Linked DNA regions of Homo sapiens: region 2 is linked to region 1. The links are chromatin loops, found by intact Hi-C in ENCODE. Cell type or tissue: CD14-positive monocyte. All regions are shown on one strand. Each heading gives the region's core, and the rest is flanking DNA. Links, peaks and the distances in the headings are about the cores only.

Region 1 (11,138 bases), core at 2,877-7,876:
GCAGAAGCTGGAACTGTTAGCAGTGAGGGTGGATCCAAGCAGCACAGAGACACAGGCCTGTGAGGACCTGCAGTGGTCCCTACCACAAACACAGTGGCAGGGGCTTGGAGAGAGAGTCAGGGTGGGAGAAAGTCTTGAGAGAAGATCCTCACTGCTTCTAGCCTCTTGATGCTTTCCTTTTTTAGCAAGTTACTAGGAGGTGAGAATTTGCCCTTCAGGGCGTGGGCACTGTTTAGTGCTCCTTTTCCATAGTGGTCAACACTTTTTCTTCATAGATGAGAAACTTCATGAAAGCCAAGGGGATGGGGGCCCTGGCTGGTGTCTTCACCTTGAAGGCATTAGACTGTCTTAAATTTGAATCATGAACTCAGACGTGAGTTCATGATTCAAATCTAAGACAGTCTAATGCCTTGCCAGCCCCCAGGGAGCTGTCTCCACCCCTGAGGAACCTTTGGATAAGCTTGTGCATATAATCATGGACTCTTCACAGATAATTTACGCTCAGATTATCTGACCTCCCCTTAAGACTTGGGACTATCATCTTCATTATTAACATTTAATAATCTCCACATACTTTTTTAAAAACTTATTTTTAGGGCTGGGCGTGGTGGCTTACGCCTGTAATCCCAGCACTTTGGGAGGCTGAGGTGGGCAGATCACGAGGTCAGGAGATCGAGACCATCCTGGCTAACACAGTGAAACCCCATCTCTACTAAAAATACAAAAAAAATTAGCCGGGTGCGGTGGCGGGCGCCTGTAGTCCCAGCTGCTCGGGAGACTGAGGCAGGAGAATGGCATGAACCCAGAAGGCAGAGCTTGCAGGGAGCCGAAATCGTGCCACTGTACTCCAGCCTGGGTGACAGAGCGAGACTCCGTCTCAAAAAAAAAAAAAAAAACCTTTTTAGACTTGTTTTATTTTTATTTTTTTTTATTTGTAATTTAACTGGCTTGGAGATTTGCTGTCAATAAAGTCCTCAGCACTTTCCAAATTGTTACTCTGAGATTATTTGAAATCAACATTAGGACAAGGACATGTCTTTAACTGATTACCTAGTATTTCTCCTTTATTTGTCAGCTGGAAAAGTTGATAGCTGGTGAGAGAAAGGAAACAATAAAGTAATGTGCATTTGACATTGCTAATTATTTTGCTTTTTTGTTTATAGGCGAGCGATATGTGATGACATTTTTGAATGTATTGAACTTTGGTGATCAGGGTAAGATGAAATTCTGTAGTGTTTTAATTAAAGGTGAACACTATTAATAGATACTTCCTAATATTTTTCTCTGATATATTTAATGAAAGATGAACCTGAAGATTAAAGAAAATCCTGAAGATTGTAAATTGTAGGTCTTTGTACTGACTATGCCCTCCAACATGACTTTGGTGTCAGGTATTCTGGTGAGACCCCGGCCCTCTATTTTGCCTCCTGAGAGCTCTGGTGTTCATTTTGGGAGGTGGGAGGTGCCAAGAGAGGAGAAAAGGGAGCTCACTGTCACAGCCACAAAAATCTGCCCCATGTTTGTGTGGCTAGATAGTCTTTCAGTATTTTCATTTTTATCTTTTAATGTAATCCCAAAGTAACTGAAATCAAATAGAAAAACATCAACTTTGCATTAATGACCTGTATAAGAAAGTACTGTTGATGGAAGCATTCTGTATCTTGACTGTATCATCGTTGGTATCCTGGTTGTGATATTGTACTATAGTTTTACAAAATGTTACCACTGGGTAAAGGGTATATATGGGATCCCTCTATTACTTCCTATTTTTTTGTCTTTTTTATTTATTTTTTATTTTTTGAGACAGGGTCTCATTCTATTGCCCAGGCTGGAGTGCAGTGGTACCATCACAGCTCACTGCAGCCTCAACCTCCTGGGCTTGGGTGATCCTCCCACCTCAGCCTCCCAAATAACTGGGACTACAAATGCACACCACCACGCCTGGCTAAATTTTTCCATTTTTGTAGAGACAGGGTTTTTCCGTGTTTCCCAGGCTCATCTCAAACTCCCTGGCTCAAGCAGTCCACCCACCCTGGCCTCCCAAAGTGCTGGGATTATAGGCATGAGCCACCGTGCCTGGCCACTATTACTTCTTATAACTCTGTGTGAATCTATAATTATCTCAAGATAAACAAACTTTAATGAAAATATTAAATAATTTTAATAGTGCTATAAAAATTAAAATAGAAAAACCAACATGATTGTTGTTTCTTCTTTTTTGTTTTGTAGGTGTGTATGATATAGTGAATAATCTTGGCTCCCTTGTGGCCAGATTAATTTTCCAGCCAATAGAGGAAAGTTTTTATATATTTTTTGCTAAGGTGCTGGAGAGGGGAAAGGATGCCACACTTCAGAAGCAGGTAATGTTGGTTCTTATGTCATCTCTCAAGTGAATTCTCCCTTTAATTGCAAGACAGACAGGAGTGTGAAGCAGTCTGTTTCTCTTCTGTTTGATCAGGAATTTTCTTATAGATTTCATTCTTCTATTACATTCTTCATGATAGTGGGACCCAGGGCTCACCTCTTCTTTCGTGGCCTTCTTGCTTTGCTCTTGGCTGTCCCTTCCTTCTCACACCTTTGTTATTCGTTGTGACCTTACTCTTTTTGGGGGGGGGGGCGGGGATAGAGTCTTGCTCTGACGCCCAGCCTGGAGTGCAGTGGCATGACCTCGGCTCACTGCAACCTCCACCTCCCAGGTTCAAACGATTCTCCTGCCTCAGCCTCCTGAGTAGCTGGGACTACAGGCATGCGCCACCACACCCAGCTAATTTATGTATTTTTAGTAGAGATGGGGTTTTGCCATGTTGGCCAGGCTGCTCTTGAACTCCTGACTTCAGGCAGTCTGCCCACCTCAGCCTCCCAAAGTGCTAGGATTACAGGTGTGAGCCCCCATACCTGGCCATGTGACCTTACTCTTGATCCAGCCCTCTCAGGACTCTAAAGCTGTCCCCATTGCCCTGCAGATGCCCAGCCATGGGCTAGTCTTAGGCGTAAGAATGCTTCCCTTATCCTCAGAGTCTCAAGAGCCAAAGGATGCAGAAGTTGGAGCCAGGCTAATCAAGGGCATAGGGAGGAGAGGAAGTGGTTGTTGGCTTTCGCTCACCACACCAATTATTTAAGCTTCTTACAACTGGGACATGCCCAGAGCTACACTCTGACTGTAAGATTCTGTATACTCGGGTTGGTAAATACAGAAGAAGAGATTTTAATCTAGGAGTATTTTGTTGTAGGAGCTTCACTTTTTCCAAAACCACTGAAAATGTCTGACTTTTCTTAGAATAGCAAGCTAGTTCAGCCTCTTGCTTGTCTTAGAAGAAATTTAGTAAAATACAGTTTATGCACAATATCTCAAAATGAGCTAATCTGGTACTCAGTCTGATTTAGGAATATTTTCCTAAGAGTACCTTCACAGTATCATCATAATTTTGGAATGTTTAGCAGGAGAAGCACAGAGCTGGCTAGTGTATATGAAAACTTGCTGCACATTTAAGAATAAATATTAGTGGTCTGGTGCAGTGGCTCATGCCTGTAAGCCTCACGCTTTGGGAGGCCAAGGCAGGAGGATTGCTTGAGGCCAGGAGTTTGAGATTAGCCTGGTCAACATAGTGAGACTCCCTTCTCTATTTCTATTTAAAAAAAAAAAAAAGAACAAATATCAGAGGGGAAAGTGAGTGTTTCCTAAGCAATATTTGAAACAATTTATCCCAAGTGAATTGAAAACTAACCCTCCCCCTTACGACCTAAGGAGACACACACTTTTTCCTTCATTTGCTAACTGACGTGAAAACAAACACACTACAAAAAAATAGTGATATCCATCACGCTGTTGGAAGAGTGAACTGTAAAACAGTGAAGGGAGAAGGCCAGACGTGAAGGATGAAGGTTTTCTTCAGCTCATGATTCATCCAACTTCCTTCCCTCTTCCCTGGCCCCAGGAGGACGTTGCTGTGGCTGCTGCAGTCTTGGAGTCCCTGCTCAAGCTGGCCCTGCTGGCCGGCCTGACCATCACTGTTTTTGGCTTTGCCTATTCTCAGCTGGCTCTGGATATCTACGGAGGGACCATGCTTAGCTCAGGATCCGGTACGCACAAGAGTTTTTCTGGATTTTTTCTGATTTCCCAACATAAATAGAAGAGTCACGAAATTCAAGAACTTGTGCACACACAGTTGTTATCTGTGTCAGTGTAGGGAAAACTGTCTGGTGGCAGGGGCTGTGGGACTGTTCCCCTCGTTCAACTCCAGACACACACTCAAGGTATAGGCAGGGGCGTTGGCGCCAGGACAATCAGCTTCCCCAGCCTCACTTGGAGAAGTTATTAGGACTTCTCCTTGCTGTTGGCTTTCCTCTCGGGCCTAGAATGTGTTTTGCCAAGCGCTTCCCTGTGCTCCCTCTGGGGTGAGGGAGGAAGGCAGAGGGCAGACGGTAATGAGTCTCCACTTGGTACTAAACACATCTGAAGATAGTAAATGCCACATAAATCTCCCAGCCTAGTGCATAAAAGCCTCTGAAGGATAACCCAAAGCCATTTGCAGAGAATAAAATTGATCTCTGCAAATAAAATGGTATATTTAATCCAGTGACTCTCAGTTTTTGAAGAAGAAAAGTATTGAATGTGTCTAATTTTGAAACACCAGGCCGCTGAGGATCTCACAGCACTTGTTAGGTCTTGGGGACTTCATCAATTTCAAAATGTGCTGGGCTGTAAGCTGGCAGTCCATTTGCAGTGCTTCATCTTGGGTTTAGCAAAGATGTTTTTAATTTCTCAGGTCGCTGGACAAGAACGCTGAGGACTTCTTTCTGCTGCCCCATCTCAATATAAAGGGCTTTGTCAAATGCCATTTTACAAGTTCACTAGCATGTTTTAGTCTCCACTACAATGGGGCCCAAACTTTTGGTGTTAGGGGAGGAAGGGCCAGGTTTCTATACCAGAGCAAAGGTCATTAAGTTTGGAGAAACACCTGCTGTGAAACCAGTGAAGTGGTTTGCAGCTCCCTGGGGCTTGTGCTGTGAGAAGTGTATTTCCATCTGGCAGCTGTGGGGAGGCCTCATGAGGAAGGCATTAGTAAGTTTATGGGCAGAGATTGGGAACTCGACTATTCTGTAGCAGCTCTTCCCCTTTAGAAAGCAATCACCAAGGAGCAGCCTCTAATGTCACACAATCACAGGGCGTTGCCTCAAGGAGGGGGCTGTCCCATCATTATCATGACTCAGCCCATCATCTTAGTTTTGAAAGTGGAACTCGCAACACTGCTGTCCCCAGTTGTGTACTTGTCTTTGTCTTCACCCTGGAAGTGGACTACTTACCTGTGAGCTGTACTGGCCATCTCCAGATGTGGGACTCGGACACAGCACGGACAGGCTTTTGTGTAGGGGTGTGGCTTCTCTTCCGTTGTTTGGGATTAGCCCTGCATTTAATTAGGGTCTTTGTAAGTGTTCTAGAGGCTTTTCTTAGAAATCCTTCTCACACCTAGCTTTGCTTTGCTTTTTCTTTTCTTTTCTTTTTTCTTGGTAACTCACAGAACAACACCTAGCTTTTCTATCCTTAAGCAAAACCCACACATTCACAGAATTTCCCCAAGATTTCTTACATTTCTCTCTTAGGTGCTTCTCTCTTGTCCCTCTGCCTTTTACTTTTTTCCTTCTCTATCCCCTTGTCTTAATGAACTAGGGCTGCCATGACAAAGTACCACAGACTGCGTGGCTTTAAACAACAGAACATATTGTCCGTCAGTTCTGGAGGCCAGAAGTGCACAATGAAGCTATGGCCAGGGCCGTGTTCTCTCTGAAGGCTCGAGGAGAGGCCCCTTCCTACCTCTTCTAGTTGCTAATGGTTGCTGGCATCCTGGCGTTCCTTGACTTGCAGCTGCAGTACTGCGGTCACATGGCTGTGTTCTCTCTGTCTTCACGTCATCATCCCCCTTGCGCTCTTCACGTCATCATCTCCCTGCACGTGTCTGCCTCAATGCAAGTTTCCCCCACTTTTTTTTTTTTTTAGTGAGATGAAGTCTCACTCTATCACCCAGGCTGGAGTACAGTGGTGTGATCTCGGCTCACTGCAGCCTCCACCTCCCGGGTTCAAGAGACTCCCGCCTCAGCCTCCCGAGTAGCTGAGATTACAGGCACACCCTACCACACCCGACTAAGTTTTTGTATATTTAGTAGAGACGGGGTTTCGCCATGTTGGCCAGGCTGGTCTCAAACTCCTGACCTCAGATGATCTGCCCCCCTTCAGCCTCCCAAAGTGCTGAGATTACAAGCATGAGCCACTGCACCTGACCAAGTTTCCCCTTTTTATAAGGACACCTGTCATATAGGATCAGGGCCTGCCCTAATGACCTCATTTTAACTCAGTTTTCTTCATGAACACCCTGTTTCCAAATAAGGACAGATTCTCAGGTACCACTGGTCAGGACATTAACATATCTATTTTGGGGGGACAGTTCAACTTAAAACACCCCTCAATTCAGTCTACAATCGAAGGTTGGTTCCATTCTTGAATTCCCCAAATGGACACAAAACCCTTTACGTGAGTCACTGATTGGTGCCAGAGTTTGTGTTCTCCATGCCTCACGACAGCCCACTGTTCACCTACTGATGGGCCCTCCTGTGCCATTAGCGTTCAGTTACCACGTAAGGAGGCCCCCCACTCTTCTCTGCTTCTGCCAGGGAGAGGAGGTTGGGGAGAAGCAGGAGGCACACTTGAGCATAGCCTTGAGCCTCCCGGGTGCAGAGCCTGGTCCCCGCCTCCCTTCCTGGAGTCACCGTCAGCTGGGGTGGGGGCCAGGCTACTTCCTGCAGCGGCTTGACAAGCAAAATGCAATGTGAGGTGATAAACATGGAATCTGAGACAGGGCCGTGGAAAACGGTTTTTTGTTGAGCGTCGGGGCTGCCCTGTTAGTATTCCTTTTATAATTTTGTGACTGCCATAAAACTGTTTAGGGGTCCCACAGCATGGAGATCTTTTGTATTAAACAGCTTTCATAAACCCTGAATGAGTTCCAGATTCTGAGACTCCGGAACTTCAGTCCCCCTCCTTTTCTTTCAGTGGTTATGTGTTTTTTTTGGGAGTTTTTTTTCTCCCTTTGTTGAGGTATAATTTACATAAAGTAAAATGCTGTTCTCTTAAGAGTACAGTTTGGTAAGTTTTGACAAATATGTACAAAAAATCCCATGTAACTACCAAACAGATTCAGACATAGAATATCTCCATTTCCCCAGAAAGTTCTTTTGGGACCCTTTCTAGTCAACTACCCCACTCCACCTCAGAGACAAAGAGAAATCAGAAGAAATCTGATTTCTATCACCATGGATCAGTATTTCTTTTAAAAGTAATTTTATATCAATGAAATGCAGCATGTGCGCTCTTGCATTTGGCATATTTCCTTCAATATAAAGTTTTTGAGATTCTTCCATGGTTTCGCATGGATCAGTGATTTTTATTATCTTTTCTTGCTAAGTATTCCTTTGTGTGGATGGCCCACGTTTTGTTTATTCTTTCTTCTGTTGATGGTCAGTTTTGGCTATTATGAATCAAACTGCTACAGATGCTTTTGTGTAAGTGTTTTTGTGAACATGTGTGTTCATTTCTGTTGGATATATACCTAGGGGTGCAATTGCTGGGTCGTAGGTTAGGTGTTTGTTTATTTTATTAGGTGCTTGATTATGGCCCTCTTAAAAGGGGGGAATCAATCCCATTTGTAAGCCTCCTGTTCTCTGCTTAGAAGATTTTTCCGAAGCTTGTTAGCTATAGAACTGCATTACTTTGTTTTAGAAGAAAATACTATTATGGGCACTGGTTCTCACTTTGGATTTGTGTAATTTTCTGCTGGTCCTGGGCCCCTGGCTTTTGTTAAAGGTCTTTTCTTCAGGACCTGCTCAACTGAGATTCCCTTAACATGCAGGGTCACTACTGACTTTGAGTCCAAACCAGCAGGCCTATTCATGCTGATGAAAAAAGGGAACAGACTTGCTTGCTAGCCAGATAAGCTTTTAGTTGTCCAGCAAGAGATCTGTACATTTATTCATAATTGTTCTTTTTTGTGTGTGTGATAAGGTCTTGTTCTGTCACCCAGGCTGGAGTGCAGTGGCACTATCATGGCTCACTGCAGCTCTGACCTCCCCAGACTCAGGTGATCCTCCCACCTCAACCTCCCGAGTAGCTGGGACTACAGGCATGCCCACCACACACAGCTAACTTTTGTATTTTTGGTAGACACGGGGTTTCATCATGTTGCCCAGGCTGGTCTCTAACCTCTGGGCTCTAGCAGTCTGCTGGCCTTGGGCCTCCCAAAGTGCTAGGATTACAGGTGTGAGCCACCGTGCCCAGCCTGTCATTTTGTTTTTTGCTGATTATTTAGTCAATGCCATAGAATGTTGGGAATCCTTCTAGATTATTAAGACCCTGGGCTCTAGCATGCAGTCTGCCCATTGCTGATACCAGCAGACCTCATAGTCTGGTTCTGGTTCTCTGGGTACTCAGCAGCACTGAGGGTACATGTGGGCCTTCTGATTGGGCTCTGGAGTCTCAGTGAGTTGTTTCCTTGTAGGTCCTGTTTTGCTGCGTTCCTACTGTCTCTATGTTCTCCTGCTTGCCATCAATGGAGTGACAGAGTGTTTCACATTTGCTGCCATGAGCAAAGAGGAGGTCGACAGGTGGGTAACCTAGCAGGTACACCTTTAATCATGGCCTTCAGCCAAAATGAAATAACTTGTCAAGCTTTTTGCTTTTCGTTCTGAACATGCATTTACAGATGGCTGTTTTAGAGGCAACACTTAGTCCACCAGTGTGGTGCTCCCCTGGGATCTCTGTGGCACCAGCATGGTTCAGCAAGTGCTCCCCACTGTAGGGCTGGGAGGCAGCAACTACTCTTTGCCTCCCCTTTGTGGAGGAAGAAACATCGGCTCTGAAAGGTTACATTAGTCCAGGTTTGCAGAGTCAGGCACCAGACAAGCTAGATTTCCATTCCTCCACCTCCTTGCTCACCCCAGAAGAGTGGTCCTCCAGTAAGTTACTGAGGAGCTTCTTCAAGATGCACATTCCTACCCCTGAGAACCTGATTGGTGGGTCTTTGAGAATCTCAGGGATTCTGTGACACTTCTCCTGAGAAAAGCCCAAGTGCACACATACATCTCATCTTGCCATAATTTTTTCTCAACTCTTGACTCCAGATCAGGATTCCTGTCCTGGAATCCCCTACCAGTGGTTCTTTTTTTTTTTTTTTTTTTTTTTTTGAGATGGAGTCTCGCTCTGTCGCCCAGGCTTGAGTGCAGTGGCGCAGTCTCTGCTCACTGCAAGCTCTGCCTCCCAGGTTCACGCCATTCTCCTGCCTCAGCCTCCCAGGTAGCTGGGACTACAGGCGCGTGCCACCATGCCTGGCTAATTTTTTGTATTTTTAGTAGAGATGGGGTTTCACCGTGTCAGCCAGGTTGGTCTCGATCTCCTGACCTTGTGATTCTCCCGCCTTGGCCTCCCAAAGTGCCGGGATTACAGGCATGAGCCACCGTGCCCAGCCTCATGGGGGTTTTCATGCTGCCTCTGTAACCTTGATTGCTGGTGAGGGCCCTCAGAAGCCTGGCCATGGGGTGGGATGGGGAGGGAGTGTCTCAAATGGGGACCCTTCCCCCTCCTCTGTGTGTGTCCTTTCCTGCGCTGGCTCATGTAAAAGATTGGGGACTTTGTTTGCTACACAGTGACTGAGAACTAGAGTCCAGACCAGCAGGTCTCAGTCCAGACTGATGAGATTCATCTAGGAATTTCTGGTCCACTCCTAGCCAAGCTGAATTAGAATCTTAGAAGGCTTGAGCCAGGGAATCTGTTTATTACACAGCTCTAGGCAATTCTGATTCTAGGGCTTTGGAAACTGCTGGCCCAGACCAGCTTTCACAGTAAAAACGACACGGAGCACTGTGACCTAGGACGCACTTAGGTGTGTGTGACTGAGACATGAGTTCACAAGGCAGGAAGTACCCCAGTTATGCGTAGGACACGCTGATGCTTTCTACTCTCTCTTCTATTTTGTTTTTCAAAAATGCCATGCCATTACCCTCTAAATTGATTCCCAGCCTAGTAGGTCACAACCCATAGTTTTAAAATAGTAGTCTAGATGTGGTTTTCACCTCAGATAGTTAAATTTATAGCTTTAGAGTAGAACTGCTTTGAGTCTATCCTCTTCTTTCCCTATGGATGAAAAAGTCTATTTCAATTTAGCTTTGAAAATACAATGTTTTTATTTGAAAGCTACTTCTAACATTGAATAACTTAAAAATATAATTGGAAACATGTGAAATGAGGCACTGTTAGAGTGGAAAGAGCAGGACTAGGAGTGTATCTCCTTGAAGGGAATTTTGTTACGGTAACTTCAGTGTTAGTGTTGAAGGGGTGAATGAAAACCAAACCCATTTAAGATGTTTTTATACATTGCAACCAAATTGTGAGGGAATATGGATAGTGGCTGGTTGCTTTCTTTTCTCTTATATTGTATTGAACCAAAGGAAACAACTTTTTAAGTTAGCTGTAATGGAATTTCGATAGTATATAAACATGTGGAAAATTATTTTCATAGTATTAGTCAACATAGAGAAAAAACAGAGCCCAGAGCACCTTCTAGTGCAGTTCCCATGTGGGGTAACTCACCTCCCCTAAGAGTAAAATGTGATATTAAGTGCAGTTTTCAGACATGTATAAAACACAATAGTTCCAGTTCTTTCTGGGCCCCTGGCCCCAGCGCCTGGCCCTGGTCTGAGCACGTGGAATACCTGGGCTCATCACAGACGTTGGCATTTTTTTTTTTTAATCTCTGTGAATTTTAACAGACAAAAAACTCTAGCAAGGATTTTTATAGTAGAATTGGATAGCTTAGTTAACTGTTACAATCAATTATAATGACTTTGCATTGGACATTTCAGATTCTGAATAGAAAAAAAGCAGGCATTTTACTTAACCAACTTAAGGTTAACCAGTGTTTTTCTGAATAAAAATAGAGCATTTGGGCCGGGCACGGTGGCTCACACCTGTAATCCCAGCACTTTGGGATGCCAAAGCAGGTGGATCACCTGAGGTCAGGAGTTCGAGACCAGCCTGGCCAACATGGTGAAACCCTGTCTCTACTAAAAATACAAAAATTAGCTGGGCGTAGGGG
Region 2 (8,467 bases), core at 469-5,468, 150 kb before region 1:
TGCAAAAAAGGAGGGAAAACTTATTTTTCAGAAGGAAATAACGTTGCTATGCAACCCATATTTTGAAAGTTGTGAGCCAAGAGTATGTGTGTGTTTGCACCCAAAAGCTAATCAAGGAAGACTTGAGACACAGGTAGTCTTCTGTTTCTTGTCCCCAGATGTTTATCTTGAGGCCCACTGTTCCCTCTCTGCAATGAGGCATAGAGTGAAGGCTCAGTCCGGAAGCCCTGGCCCAATCTGGGCTGTAGTCACAGCTAAAGTGACAGTTTGTCAGAATGTCCCCTTTTCTGGGGGAGCTCACAGGACTTTGATCCAGTTCTTTTTCTTTTGAGATGGAGTTTCACTCTTGTTGCCCAGGCTGGAGTGCAATGGTGCGATCTTGGCTCACCACAAACTCCGCCTCCCAGGTTCAAGCAATTCTCCTGCCTCAGCCTCCCAAGTAGCTGGGATTACAGGCATGCACCACCACGCCCGGCTAATTTTGTATTTTTACCCCGTAGAGACGGGGTTTCTCCATGTTGAGGTTGGTCTTGAACTCCTGACCTCAGGTGATCCGCCCGCCTCGGCCTCCCAAAGTGCTGGGATTATAGGCGTGAGCCACCGCTCCTGGCCCCTTTTCCTTTTTTCTTTTTTTTTAAGACAGGGTCTTGCTGTGTCACCCACCAGGTCTGGAGTACAGAGGCACAGTCATGGCTCCCTGCAGTCTTGAACTCCTAGGCTATAGCAATCCTGCCTCACCCTCCTGGGTAGCTGGGACCACAGACATGTGCTACCATGTCTAGCTTTGGTCCAATCTTTTGCTGGCCACTTACTGAGACAGGATTTGTACATTCTGTGAGGACCCAGGCTCGTTTCTCGATAGCTTTCCCATTCCTATGCCATTGCTGACCCGTGTGCAGTGAACCTCACCAGGCCCAGGAAGCAGGGACACTGGCCTCTGTCAGGAGTTGGGCCTGGAGGTGAAGGGACAGACCTCACAGAAGGCTCTTTGTTGAGGCAGCGCCCACAGTGGCTAGAGCTTCTCTGGGGTCATCTCCTTCCATGGGCTGAAGGAATTATGGCAAGGGTCCAGCTCATCCTGGCTTTAAAAAAACAAAACCCCAGTGGCCTTGTCAGAAGTGGCCTGGATGCTGAGGCTGGTGGCAAAGATTTCTCAGTTCTCACCAGGGCCAGACTGTGGTGTTATCCAAACAGTGCAAGTGTCATCTGAGGACTCCATCACAGTCAGGCCTGATTCAAAAGGGAAGGTGGTCTGTGCTTTCAACAAGTCCCCCCAGGGTTTCTGACCCACAGCTTTGGGGAGGTTAATGCCTGGCCAGTCCTGGCTGGTGGACACAGGAGATGAGTCCAACCCTGGCTCTGTTCCTAGTGGCTGTGCCTTTGTCAGAAAGGCCCTTCCGGCCAGGTGCGGTGGCTCATGCCTGTATTCACAGCACTTTGGGAGGCCAGGGTGGGAGGATTGCTTGAGCCTGGGAGTTCAGGACCAAACTGGGCAACATAGTGAGACCTCATCTCTACAAAAAAAAGAAAGAGCTGTGCATGTGCCTGTAGTCCCAGCTACTTGGGAGGCTGAGGTGTGAGGATCACTTGAGCCCAGGAGTTCAAGGCTGCAGTGAGTTATGATCATGGCTCTGCACTCCAGCCTGGGCAACAGTGAAACCCTGGCTCTTAAAAAAACAAAACAAAACAAAAAAACCTTCCTATCTCAGGTTCTCAGTTGCCCAGGCTAGAATGCTGTGGCGTGATCTCTGCTCACTGCAGCCTCCGCCTCCTGGGCTCAAATGATGCCCTCATCTCAGCCTCACAAGTAGCTGGGACCACAGGCATGAGCCACTATGCCTTGGCTAATTTTTGTATTTTTTGTAGAGTTGAGGTTTTGTCATTTTGCCCAGGCTGGTCTCAAACTCCTGGGCTTAAGCGATCCACCTGCCTCAGCTTCCCTAGAGTACTGGGATTACAGGCCATTTTCTCCATCTTGAAAGGAGAGGTTCATGGATAGGTGGTTTCAAACTGGGTGCCTCAGGAGTAGGGCTGGGGATGGAGTGAGTGGGCTCCGGGGTCCCACCGCCCGCTGTTGCTGATTTTACATCCTGGTGCTCTTTGTGCCCTTAAAGTGGCTGGGGTTGTATCCCAGTTTACCCAGCTCTGACATCCAGGTGCTTTGGCTGAAGGCTTGAGGGCCTCCTGGGGTCTCTGGCCCCATGTGGCTCCGCCTCTCTGGGCCTGTTTCTGTTTTTGGGCTGCCTCAGGACCCATCCTGGCCCTGACTGAGGCAAGAGCATGACCGTTGAGATTGCCCCAGCAGCAGCATTTCCTCACTCAGTGTGAAGACACTGGCCACCCTGGGGTGGCTTGGTTCTCTGCCCGAGTGACCTCTCCTCTGCAGGGCTGGTGGTCGGTGTTTTAAGAAACTGGAAGTGAAGTACAGCACCTAGTTAGGATCTGGCTGAGACTTTGTCGTGGCTTCCTATGGACTCTAACTGATGTCCGGCCCCTGTTGTGGCTCTGACCCCTCAACATTCATTGTCTCTTGTGGCAGGCTTGTTGTCACTGTCGCCTAGTTCCACAAAATCAGGAACTCCCTTCTTGCCACAGACCAGTTTGCCCTGGGTGCTGGGGACACTTCTAGAGGTCAGGGACCTGCACAGAGCTAGGTCCTCAGGCAGGCTCTGCTCCTGCCCTGAATGGAGAGGCAAGGTAGGGGAGAGAGGATGTGCTGGGAGCTGGGGTGAGCCCACCTGCAGATGGGGGTTGCTCAGAAGTCAGTTGCATTTGTGCACTGGGTGGAATCTCCGAGGACTACACAGCTGGAAGGGAAGTGTGGACGCCCAAGAACTTCCTCTACTGAGCTCTCCTAGCACCTTTTTCTTCATTTATTTGTTTGTTTGACAGAGTCTCGCTCTGTCACCCAGGCTGGAGTGCAGTGGGGCGGCGATCTTGGCTCACTGTAACCTCCACATCCTAGGTTCAAGCGATTTTCTGCCTCAGTCTCCCAAGTAGCTGGGATTACAGGTGCATGCCACCACTGCCCAGCTAATTTTTGCATTTTCAGTAGGGATGGGGTTTCACCATGTTGGCCAGGCTGGTCTTGAATTCCTGACCTCAGGTGATCCTCCCGCCAGCCTTGGCCTCCCAAAGTGTTGGGATTACAGGCGTGAGCCACTGCTCCAGGCCCTTTTTCTTTTAAAAACAAATTTTTAGGCCAGGTGTGATAGCTCACACCTGTAATCCCAGCACTTTGGGAGGCCAAGGTGGGTGGATCATTTGAGGTCAGGAGTTCGAGACAGCCCAGCCAACATGGTGAAACCCTGTCTCTACTAAAAAATACAAAAAAAATGAGTCGGGCATGGTAGCAGGCACCTGTAACCCCAGCTACTCGGGAGGCTGAGGCATGAGAATCGCTTGAACCCGGGAGGCGGAGGTTGCAGTGAGCCAAGATTGTACCACTGCACTCCAGCCTGGGTGACAGAGTGAGAACTTGTCTCAAATAAATAAATAAATAAAAATAAAAACAAATTTCTAGCAGCTTGATTAAGGTATAATTGGCGTATCATAACATTGTAAGTGATTTTAATGAATTTGCAGAGATTTACTACAAAAATTTACCACATCTCCTAAAAGATCTCTTCTGGACATTTGCTGTCACTCCCCATTTCCACCCCCAGTCCTGGGCAACCACTAATCTAATTTTCTGTCTCTAAATTTAACTCTTCTAGACATTTCATATAAATGCAATTATACAGAATGAGTTCTTTTGGGTCTGGCCTCTTAGCATAATTTTTAGAGGGTCATCCATGTTGTAACATGAATCAGTACTTTGTTCCTTTTTTTTGGGGGGTGGGGGGCAGGGTCTCCACTGTGTCCCGAAGCTGGAGTGCAATGGCACAGTCATGGCACACTGCAGCCTCAACCTCCCGGGATCAAGCAGTCTTCCCAGCTCAGCCTCCTAAGTAGCTGGGAGGCACTCACCACCATACACAGCTAATTTTAAAAATTATTTGTAGAGACAGGGTATGTTGCTGAGCCTGGTCTCAAATTCTGGGCTCAAGTCCTCTTCCTGCCTTGGCCTCTCAAAGTGCTGGAATTAACAGGCATGAGCCACCACGCCCAGCCCTTCATTTCTTTTTACGGCTGAATATTCCGTTGTGTGGACATAGTGCATTTTGTTTATCCATTCACCAGTTTTTCTTAGCATTTTGCTCTTATCCTAGCTCTGCTGCTGGCAGGCCGTGTGACTTTAGGCAAGTCACTTTCTGTGAACCTTAGTGGCCCCATCCTCCGAATGAAGCATAGTCTAATATTTACTGAGCAATTGCTAATTTCTATGCATGGTGCCACGTTCTGTACATACACACTACATCATTTAGTCAGATTCTTCTTTTACCTCCGTTTTATAGTGAGGAAACTGAGGCTCAAAGAGGTTACAGCCCCAAGGTTACTAGGATACATCATGTATTCATTTGTGCACTCAGTTTGTGCCTGGTACTATTCAAGCCTGTGGATACAACAGTGAAAGGCCCAAAGCTCTGTCCTCAAGGAGCTTGTATTGCAGTAGGGTAGACAGGCAATAACCACCTAATGTCAGGTGGCAAGCATGAGTGAGGGGAAGAAGAGCTATTTTAGACAGTGTGGTCAGGGAGGGCTTCTTGGAAGAGGTGACATGGGGCAGAGATCTGAAGAAACAACCTGAGGTCTGGAGCCAGAGGTTCTTTCCGGGCAGAAGCCAGCTCGGGTAGTTCAGGGCACAGGAAGAGCAAGAACTGCTTCTGATGTTCATTTCCACCCTGACATCCTGGGATTCTCTCCTGAGTATTTTTTTTTTTTTTTTTTTTTTTTGAGGTGGAGTCTGTTGCCTAGGCTGGAGTGCAGTGGTGCGATCTCGGCTCACTGCAGCCTCTGCCTCCCAGGTTCAAGCAATTCTCCTGCCTTAGCCTCCCATGTAAAGTAGCTGGGACTAGTGGCCCGCACCACCATGCCCAGCTAATTTTTGTGTTTTTAGTAGAGGCGGGGTTTTGCCATGTTGGCCAGGCCGGTCTTGAACTCCTGACCTCAGGTGCCTCAGGTGAGCCACCGCCCCTGGCCTCTTCTAAATTTTTTTTTTTTTTTTTTTTTGAGGCTGAGTTTCACTCTTGTCTCCCAGGCTGGAGTGCAATGGTGAGATCTCAGCTCACTGCAACCTCTGCCTCCCAGGTTCAAGCGATTCTCCTGCCTCAGTCTCCCAAGTAGCTGGGATTACAGGCACCCACCACCATGCCCAACTAATTATTGTATTTTTAGTAGAGACGGGGTTTCACCTTGTTGGCCAAGCTGGTCTCAGACTCCTGACCTCAGGTGATCCACCTGTCTCTGTCTCCCAAAGTGCTGGGATTATAGGCGTGAGCCACCTGAATATTTAAAAAAAAAAAAGTATATGCATAAAGAAGAAGATAAATGATGTACTCTTGTCATAAATAATGAACCTGTGTGTAGCTGCTCCCAGGATTAAGAACTAGTACATTACAGTGATTTTTGGAACTACAGTGGGTCCCTCCATCCTCATCTTCCCTTCCCCTGAGAAAGAACTATACCCTGAATTTTTTGTTTGTTATCATTCTATTGTTTTCCTTTTTTTTTTTTTTGAGACGGAGTTTTGCTCTTGTTGTCCAGGCTGGAGTGCAATGGCGCCATCTCGGCTCACTTCAACCTCCGCCTCCCGGGTTCAAACGATTCTCCTGTCTCAGCCTCCCGAGTAGCTGGGATTACAGGCATGTGCCACATGCCCGGCTAATTTTGTATTTTTAGTAGAGATGGGGTTTATCCGTGTTGGTCAAGCTGGTCTCAAACTCATGACCTCAGGTGATCTGCCCTCCTCGGCCTCCCAAAGTGCTGGGATTACAGGCTTGAGCCACCGCACCTGGCCTGTTTTCCTTGTAGTATATACAAAAAGACTTGTACATAAATCAATATGGTCTTCTTTGTTAAACAGATCCTTCTGCACTGTGCTTTTTTCACACTATATTTGGGAGAGAATATTGATACCGGATTTGTGAAGTGTAGCTCGCTCATTCTTACTGCTGTATAGTATCCCATTATATTAATATATTCCAGTTAACCTCGTCTATTGATAAACATATAAGTGAGTTCCAGGTCTTGCAATTGCAAACAATGCGGGGCAGCCCTGTTTGTGTTTCCTTTTTTTTGTTGTTGTTGTTGTTTTTTTCCTGAGATGGAGTCTCACTCTGTCACCGAGTCTAGAGTACAATGGCACGATCTTGATTCACTGCAACCTCAGCCTCCTGGGTTCAAGTGGTTCTCCTGCCTCAGCTTCCCAAGTAGCTGGGATTACGGGTGCCTGCCACCATGCCCAGCTAATTTTTGTATTTGTAGTAGATACAGGGTTTCACCATGTTGGCCAGGTTGGTCTCGAACTCCTGACCTCAGTTGATCCACCCACCTCAGCCTCCCAGAGTGCTGGGATTACAGGTGTGAGCCACTGTGCCCGGCCTGTTTGTGTTTCCTGTAGAATGTGTGGAACATGTGAGTACATTTCACTGTATGTTCCTACTGGTGAAGTTGCTGGGAGTTAAGGGATGTGCATCTTCGGCTACTGATCTGGTTTATTTTTAATGCTTGAAAGATTACTTAGGTTCTCTATTTCTTCTTGAGTCAGTTTTGGTAAATTATTTTCATTATTGTTATTATTTTTTAGACAGAGTCTCACTCTGTTGCCCAGGCTGGAGTGCAGTAGCATGATCTCGGCTCATTGCAACCCACGCCTCCGGGGTTCAAGCTATTCTCCTGCCTCAGCCTCCCAAGTAGCTGGGATTATAGGCATGTGCCACCACGCCCGGCTAATTTTTGTATTTTTAGTAGAGACGGGGTTTCACCATGTTGGCCAGGCTGGTCTTTGAGCCGCTGACCTCAGGTGATCTGCCTGCCTTGGCCTCCCAAAGTGCTGGAATTACGGGTGTGAGCTACCGCGCCCAACCTGACATCCATTATCTCTTGAAGGAGCCCATCTGGAGGGTGAGGGAGCCTCTCTGGCCTTTTCTTGCATAGAAACCTGTGAGCAGGTGGAGTGAGCACTAAAGCGATGACAGAGATTCTCCTGGCCAGGGGACATCTGGAAGAATATATATTGTCCTGGAGGGGAGTGGAGAGGGGGCTTTTTTTTTTTTTTTTTTGAGATGGAGTGTTACTCTTGTTGCCAAGGCTGGAGTGCAATGGTGCAATCTTGGCTCACTGCAACCTCTGGCTCCCAGGTTCAAGTGATTCTCCTGCCTCAGCTTCCCGAGTAGCTGGGATTACAGGCGTCCACCACCACACCTGGCTAATTTTTTGGTATTTTTAGTAGAGATGGGGTTTTACCATATTGGCCAGGCTGGTCTTAAACTCCTGACCTCAGGTGATCCGCCTGCCTTGACCTCCCAAAGTGCTGGGATTACAGGTGTGAGCCACTGCCCCCAGCCTGGAGGGGGCTTTAAGAGACTTTCTTTGGGCCTAGCTCTAAGCTTGCCACACCACCGTCACAGGTTGAACTAATTGGGGTTGTAAGTGGACTGTTTTGGTCAAGGCAGGGTGTGTTAGTTTTTTTTTTTTTTTTTTGAACAGTCAAGTGTGCTTGTTAGCCCTGTTTATCACAGAGTCAGGGTATACAGTAAGTACCCTGTAGCCCCTCCACCGTGCTCCTCACCCCATCTCTCGCCAGTGTTCACCCAGAGTTGTCACACACAGCACCACGGGATGGGGCGTCCACCTGCAGTTGTGCAGGCAGTCTGGAATGGCAGGAAAAACTCTGGCCCTGAGGAGGCCACAGGCTTAAATGTATGCCTTTGGCCCCAAAGGCCCGCTAGGAAGTTGAGCTTGAAAGTAACTGTCTCCTGTGTGCTCAGTGCTTTACAGTGTGCAGAGCCCGGTCTCAATCCTTGGTGTATTTCTCCCCTCTTGCCTGCCTGTGGCCAGCAGGAGTGGGTGGTGTCACCATCCCTGCCTGTAGATAAGAGCTGCAGGTGCTGAGAGGGTTGGCAGTGGTGGCGGCTGCTAGAGACCTGGGTACTGTGCATGCTGCGTTATCTCACTGTGTCTCCCAGACACTCTCCCAAGTGAAGAAGCTGAGCCCCGGGTTGACGAAGCACTTGTTGAAGTCACGAAGCCCAAGTGGCACAGCTCACCTCCCCAACCCAGGATGCTCTGCCGAGGGAGAGCCCCAAAAGCTCTGGGGAAGAGTGCGGGGACACCTGGCTCCTAAGCGTTCTTCTTTTGTGCGTGTTTACTTGGTAGAAGTGAAGAGAGTGGCCGCAGCAGGCTGGATGCAGCCTTTGGAAGGAATGAAAGGCTGCAGGCCTAGCAAGGAAGGCTTAAAATCAGCTGCACGTTCTACTTCTCACCCTTGGTCACCTCGCAGCTGACCTTCCTCTCTCCACGTTTACTCTATCTGGGCCTGGGTGTGCTTCTGCCACACACAGAAAGAGCCTGTGCCACACCATTT

What was found. Peaks named below come from ENCODE experiments on the same cell type or tissue, not always from the same donor. Only the 100,000 strongest peaks of a DNase experiment are listed, where the experiment ranks them.
Region 2: a loop joins it to region 1, with 4 times the contacts of the local background. A loop is called at or near these places in 3 of 110 quality-filtered maps.

Annotation. Positions count from the first base shown.
Region 1 is chr3:53,096,895-53,108,032 of GRCh38, reverse strand. RFT1 (RFT1 glycolipid translocator homolog) reads left to right here. Exons shown (of 13, transcript NM_052859.4): 8 at 1,164-1,214; 9 at 2,230-2,360; 10 at 3,936-4,080; 11 at 8,547-8,652. Among named protein-coding and RNA genes, the nearest start is that of RFT1, 28 kb to the left of the region's middle. RefSeq lists enhancers at 4,717-5,218, 5,218-5,267. In CD14-positive monocyte, for the core only: no CTCF peak of the experiment used is centred there; DNase peaks (open chromatin) are centred at 3,062, 3,922, 4,682 and 5,172; H3K4me3 peaks cover 2,665 bases; H3K27ac peaks cover 3,250 bases.
Region 2 is chr3:53,244,003-53,252,469 of GRCh38, reverse strand. The region is part of intron 1 of TKT (transketolase); the gene reads left to right. Among named protein-coding and RNA genes, the nearest start is that of TKT, 7.8 kb to the left of the region's middle. In CD14-positive monocyte, for the core only: no CTCF peak of the experiment used is centred there; DNase peaks (open chromatin) are centred at 2,309 and 2,579; H3K4me3 peaks cover 4,173 bases; H3K27ac peaks cover 5,000 bases.